Regions from separate parts of the Homo sapiens genome. Here region 1 is linked to region 2. The links are chromatin contacts, found by Hi-C in ENCODE. All regions are on one chromosome and are shown on one strand. Each heading gives the region's core, a stretch centred on a gene start or an enhancer-like site at or near the end of the contact. The rest is flanking DNA. Distances are from core to core; before and after follow the strand shown. Region 1 overlaps SFSWAP (splicing factor SWAP). Region 2 overlaps ADGRD1 (adhesion G protein-coupled receptor D1).

What was found. A loop is a pair of places that touch in the nucleus more often than their neighbours do. Pooled maps may share reads with other maps.
Region 1: a pooled map shows a loop between it and region 2 (15-fold over the local background). The contact joins two enhancer-like sites. A Hi-C loop is called at or near these places in 2 of 37 single-sample maps with no recorded cell type and 3 of 50 pooled maps.

Annotation. Positions count from the first base shown.
Region 1 is chr12:131,772,697-131,775,789 of GRCh38, reverse strand. All of the region lies in intron 13 of SFSWAP (splicing factor SWAP), which reads right to left. Among named protein-coding and RNA genes, the nearest start is that of MMP17, 54 kb to the left of the region's middle. RefSeq lists enhancers at 1,104-1,728, 1,808-1,997, 1,729-2,354. Within about 2 kb of position 1,714, at least 6 of the 41 ENCODE cell types and tissues checked have a DNase peak (open chromatin) inside an H3K27ac peak, as active enhancers do.
Region 2 is chr12:130,978,655-130,981,920 of GRCh38, reverse strand. It overlaps ADGRD1 (adhesion G protein-coupled receptor D1), which reads right to left. Exons shown (of 25, transcript NM_198827.5): 5 at 1-37. Among named protein-coding and RNA genes, the nearest start is that of ADGRD1-AS1, 14 kb to the left of the region's middle. RefSeq lists an enhancer at 1,385-2,375. Within about 2 kb of position 1,925, at least 8 of the 41 ENCODE cell types and tissues checked have a DNase peak (open chromatin) inside an H3K27ac peak, as active enhancers do.

The sequences.
Region 1 (3,093 bases), core at 465-2,964, 790 kb before region 2:
CATAATTCTAACACACAAACGTCCAATGACAAAGCAAGCTCTATATCCAAGAACACCCCCACTCTGGCATTAGTCAGGATTTGCCCACAAGCAATGCTAAATGATCCTTTAAATTAAACATACAATAAATAAAAAGGTAGTAAGCTTTACAACTTCAGAGGCTCAACATCCTAGCTATGGCCTCTCCCATACACACCGAAAGGGAGAGGGCTTCCATTCTGCAAAGAGCAAAGAACACAGGTTTGCGAGCTGAGCACATCCTCTGAGGCGAGCCCTGGGTGGACACCAGAGAAATCAGCTGATGCACTAAAAAAATGCCAGTATCCACGGCCTCTACATCAGGAGCACACGCTGCGCAGAAAGCAAGCCGGCCCAGGGGCTGAAAGACGCCATTGGGAACCTCAACACGGGCACCTGTGAGTGTTCGGGAAGTCAGAGCTGCTGCAGGTCCTTTCAACAAGGCCCGGGATTTCCCCAGGAAAACAAAGAGAGAGCTGAAGAGAAGGAGAGCTGAGACACATACTCCACCCTCGAGTAAGGAGTTTGTTCTGTGACGAGAAGGAAGAGAAACACGTCTTTGCTGTCTTTTTCTGGTGAAGAACTCTCCTCATTTACTCTCTCCACGCTCACAAAATCACTGCACTAATTTGGTGTGTGATTGGTAAGGCGCTGTGTTAAAACAGAGGGGAGATGGAAAAACATGGTCCCTGGCAAACGTCTGTGAAAGACAAAACCAAACGGGCGCGAGACGCCATCTGAGGCACAGTCAAGACAAACAGGAGTGCGAGGAGTCAACTCTCCAGCTGAGTTTCTATTCATATTTCTACTGCCAACTTAATGATTTGAGCCTCCAAACTTTTTTTTTTGCCTTTATCCTAACTAATGCCTGTCATTAATAATACTTATCTCACCACTGTGCTTAAAGACTAGGGCTCCATTTTGAAGCGACGGGACAATCTGAATCAACACTTTCAAATGTCACTTGTAATCAAGTCCAGGTCTATTTATTCCAACAACACGATCATCCTTCACCATGAAGGTGAAAACTAGAGCTGTTGTGACCTCTGCCAGGCTGAATTAAGATGGTTCATTATGTTGACATTACTGCTTTTTTCAGCTTCAAGTGCTAAAAGTGAACAAGGACTGATGCCAAACACAGCTTCCCAGAAACCACAGCTGCCTTTGAGATGCATTTTTAATATTCCAGCAAAAATGATCAAAACGGAAGTCATGTTTGAATGTAGGGGGGCAGACGTACATTGGTTTAGGTAGAGTCCGGGACAAAGCAAATAACTTCTGAAAAATGGTCATTTATGAGAGCATTAACAGCTTACCGCCGGCCACTTCTGTAACACTGGAAATTAACATTGATTAGTCCCCCTGTGTCACGATGAAGTATTTGGCAACAAAATTAGCACATGAACCAGCAACGATTATTTCCTACTGTGGCAAAACAAACCGCTCAAAAGCAGACTGACTTTGTATCTGATTGTATTTGAAAATAAAAGAAATCTTATTTGTGAAGGACACTACATTAACTATGAAAGGGATAACCAACACTGCGGCGTTGCTCTCCATCCCTTCACCCAGCCCCACTGCCCTACCACGTCCTGCCCAGGTGCATCCTCCCACCCCTGCCTCCACTCTGCTCCAGCGCCCCGTGCCCCGCAGCCACACTGTCTCAGCGGAAATGCGGCTCTCATCCTGTCGGTCTCTCGTGCTCACTTATTCTGGCGTCCCAGGCTCTCCACAACTGGCCTCCCATTGTCATTCCGGTTCTGCCTGAGAAAGTGTCTTCCTGAGTGGGGCCACCTGTCCTTTACCACTTGTGGGTCTTTGGCCCTCGTGGGCCCTCACTATTCTGGTAAGCTCCTCAAGGCCTCGCCTGAGCCCCAGGTCCCGGAGCCGCCACTCTCCTCCTGGCTGTGCTGTCCTGATGGAAATGCCCATGTGTGAACAGCAACAGCTCAAATGCAGTCATGGTCACTGGTTAACAAGCAAGCTTCTAATGCATATCCCAAAGCACCTCAGCACCTAGCACACAGCAGAGATTCAGCAAACACAGGCAGGTTTCAGTTCCTATTTCCTTTTCAAACTCTTACTGGAATTGTAAACTTGGCAGATCAGTAACTTGAAAACATTTGTGGGCTGGGTGCAGTGGCTCATGCCTGTCATCCTAGCATCTTGAGAGGCCAAGGCGGGAGAACTGCTTGAGGCCAGGAGTTCAAGACCAGTCTGGGCAATATAGCAAAATCCCATCTCTACCAAAAATACAAAAAAATTTAGCTGGGCATGGTGGCAAGTGCATGTAAGTCCTAGCTACTTTGGAGGCTGAGGTAGGAGGAGTGCTTCAGGCCGGGAGGTCAAGGCTGCAGTGAGCTGTGATGGTACCACTGCATTCTAGCTCGGGCGACAGAGTGAGACTCTCTCAAAAAGAAAAAGAAAAAAAATTTGTGGAATCTAAGAAATCATCCTGCAGTCTGTTGCTACTATGTAAATGACCGCATGAAAAAAGGGGTTCAATGAAGACTTCTCCCTTCTCTTCATCCTGGATTACGAACACACACTAGGAATGAAGAGAGAATGTATGTGATACAGGCAGGAGGCAGGGAAATACTGGTGAGGGCTTCACACTCAAGCCTGGACCCGTGGCCCAAAGTGACAACTATCCCTGTTTTCCCACCTGAATGTTGCCTTTTGGCCTGCTCTGCCCCCTATCCTGTGCCCATAAGAACCCCAGACTCCAGACAAAGGGGACACACACAGAAGAGAAAGCATCTGAGCAAAGAGAGGAGAGGAAGCAGCTGGATGTTGGAGAGGAGTTTGGCTGAGGGATGGCCAGACTCCAGGGGAAAATTATCTTCCTGCTGTACCCCCTTGTCAGCTTCCCTTTCTGCTGAGAGCCACTTCCACAGCTCAATAAAGTCCTCCATATTCACCACCCTTTAATTCGTTCGTGTGACCTGATTCTTGCTGGACGCCGGACAAGAACTCAGGTACCAAGAGGGCAGGGTGTAAAGGCTGTCACCCTGACCCTCCACTGAGCTGATTAACACTCAACACTGATTGTAACACAGGCTTTCTGAGGCTCCA
Region 2 (3,266 bases), core at 676-3,175:
TCTCCTTGTGTCTTCCAGAAAAAAGAAAACGTGACCCCTGAGGAAAGTCACAAGATCAGTTATTCACAGAGAGCAGGGGACTTGACTTCTCGCAAGCACATGGTTCTCTTTGCTTTTTATTTTTCATTCGAAAAGCATTTTGTCCCCATTCTAAAGGCAGTGTATGTTCAGTTCAGAAAATCCAGACAGTGATATTTGCTCATGTTTATTAAGGGCTCACACAGTGCCAGGCACTTTTCTAGGAGTTTGAAATGAATTCTCGCCTTTTAAAAAGTACAAAAATCCTGCTTCATCCCCACTATACAGATGAAGGAACTGAGGCTCATTCACTCAAGGTCACCAGTGACTGATGAAGATCGCTGCAGCCCCAGGCAGTTCCCCGCCCCCACTCCCCGGGATCATGCAAATGTGAAGACCTACACCCTCCAGGTTTCTCTCCTATTCCTCCAGAAATGTGGTTAGGGCGGCTCCTTCCTAAGCCTCTTCTATAAATAGATTTTACAAAGACACGAACCATCTCAGGCACACTGGTTTATAAACAACATTTCTATAAAGTTTACTCCACCGTGAACTTCCTCCGATGTCCATAAATACACTGTCACGTTGTCACTTTTATGTCTGCACAGCGGCGCATTCTAAACAAGCACCACAGTCTTTTTTTTAAACAGCAATCCCCTGTTGCTGGATCTTAAGGTTTTCTTCCACTTTTTGAAGAAATTTTCAAACAGAACTTGAAGCAAATTCTTTTGCATATCTCAGACTATATGCCTTTAGGATACATTCCCAAGAGGGCATTTCTTGCCAAAGGGAAGCACACTTTTAAGGTTGTTGATATCTTCAATTGTTCATTTCCCGCAGTTGGATACAGAGGGGGCAGCAGCTGAAACCTTTTTCAAGACTCTAGTCTGCACATTCGTGGTAAGTCCTGACCCCAGGCCCACGCTGCGGGGGAGGAGGGATTGCACCTGGACTAAATGGTCTGAGCGACGCATGTTAGCATGAATGAGCTGGCTCATTAGTTCATGTTGCCTCCGCCACCAGCAGCAGATAGGACATACCTCAAATGTGTTGTGGCAGTATATTACAGTAAATTATGACAATTAGATATTGTACCTTTGTGGGTGCAAAGTCCTACTGTGATCAATGTAAACATGGAAAAACAATGTAATTTTTATGATCCTCATGTGGGATTTCTCCATGTTTTTACTATAAGAGGAACTGCAGGCCGGGCGCGGTGGCTCACGCCTGTAATCCCAGCACTTTGGGAGGCCGAGGCAAGTGGATCACCTGAGGTCAGGAGTTTGAGACCAGCCTGGCCAGCATAGTGAAATGCCGTCTCTACTAAAAATATAAAAATTGGCCGGGTGTGGTGGCATGCACCTGTAGTCCCAGCTACTCAGGAGGCTGAGGCAGGAGAATTGTTTGAACCACGGAGGCAGAGGTTGCAGTGAGCCGAGACCACGCCATTGCACTCCAGCCTGGGCAACAGAGCAAGACTCTGTCTCAAAAAAAAGAGGGTCCAGGCATGGTGGCTCACGCCTGTAATCCCAGCACTTAGGGAGGCCGAGGCGGGTGGATCATGAGGTCAGGAGATCGAGACCATCTTTACTAACATGGTGAAACCCCGTCTCTACTAAAAATACAAAAAATTAGCCAGGCGTGGTGGCAGGTGCCTGTCGTCCCAGCTGCTCAGGAGGCTGAGGCAGGAGAATGGCGTGAACCCGGGAGGCAGAGCTTGCAGTGAGCCGAGATTGTGCCACTGCACTCCAGCCTGGGCGACAGAGCGAGACTCCGTCTCAAAAAAAAAAAAAGAGGAACCGCAAAAGCCCAGCTCCTGAGCATGCCCCGCACCCACCCCGACCGCTGTTCTGCACTCACACCCACTGGTCTGGGGGCCGGGCTCTCTGCTGAAGGGGAAGTCAGGGCAGGGCCTGGCTGGAGGCTCTGTGGAGCTTGGGCCTCTCTGGCGTTGCATTTTGGAGCTCTGGTTGTCTCTATTCCACTTCTCTGCCTCCAGTAGCATCTGCCCACCTGGCCCTTCTTTGTGTGTAAACTCCAGTGTGTGTGTGTGTGTGTGTGTGTGTGTGTGTGTGTGTGTGTGTGAGACACTAGCTGCCTGTCTGGATTCTGCCCCTGACAGCTGGAAATACATCCAGCTGCCTCACCCCCGCCAAGCCTGGCCCAGGCACATGGGTAAGAGGGTTCAGTGGTGCTGAGAGAGAACACGTGCCCAGAACTGGTCCAAAGAGGCCCATGATGGGACGGTGGGTGCAGGGGAGAGGCAGAAGGATATTTGCCCTGGGCTTTATTTCTATAAATGGTGCCAAATTTAGACTTTAGACCTTACCTTCACATGAGGTTATGGACACAGTCTTAGAGAGTCACTGAATTCAAAGAAGACATTTGTCATTCGTGTATAAGGCAGTGTCTCATTGCCCACCATGCTTTCTGTGATGCCTTATGAATTAACATATCTGTTAGAAGTCCTTCAAATGTCTTGTGACAATATATCAAGACAACTATACCTTTGTGAGTTCAAAGCCCTCGCAGGATTCAGGAAAAACACAGCATACATTTTATAACCCTGGTATGGAATTTCCCCATTTTATTTTTTAAGAGAAGAAGAACCTCAAAAAAATTGGAAGAGGCCTGGACCTTTCTGGACCTCTGAGAGGCTACGGGGTACAACTCCAAGCCCTGCGGCATCTGTCCTTAGGGCTCCTGGGAAAGAAAACAGCCTTCCCGAGTGCCCAGTAATGTGGGTTACCGCAAAAGGGTGCGACTGTGGGGGTTGCACAGAGGCCTGGGGCAGCTGACGCTGGTGTCCCCAGACCTGGCTGGCACCACCCACACCCACCTCATGAACGGGCTTCCTGCAACACCTGCCTTGGGCGCTGAGGGGTACAGAAGCCAGGACAACCCCCCGAGCCTCCCGCCACTTCCCTGCCTTGGGCGCTGAGGGGTACAGAAGCCAGGACAAACCCCCAAGCCTCCCGCCACTTCCCTGCACACTCAGAAACAACCCGTTTCACAAGGAAGTCAGCACAGTGCGTTGTGAAATTTTTGTTATGAAACAAATTCCCAGTAGGATTCATGGAAGTTAATTTTTTCCAAAAACTTTGCTGCATTTTAAAATTTCTTTCACTCAATTCAAAATGAGCCTGTCTTGGCCAAATGTCTTTCTGTTCAGGAAGAAAAATAAAAATAAAAAAATTCCATGTGGTGTTAGGTAAGGGTAGATCGAAGGCCATCCATGGTGCCGGTAA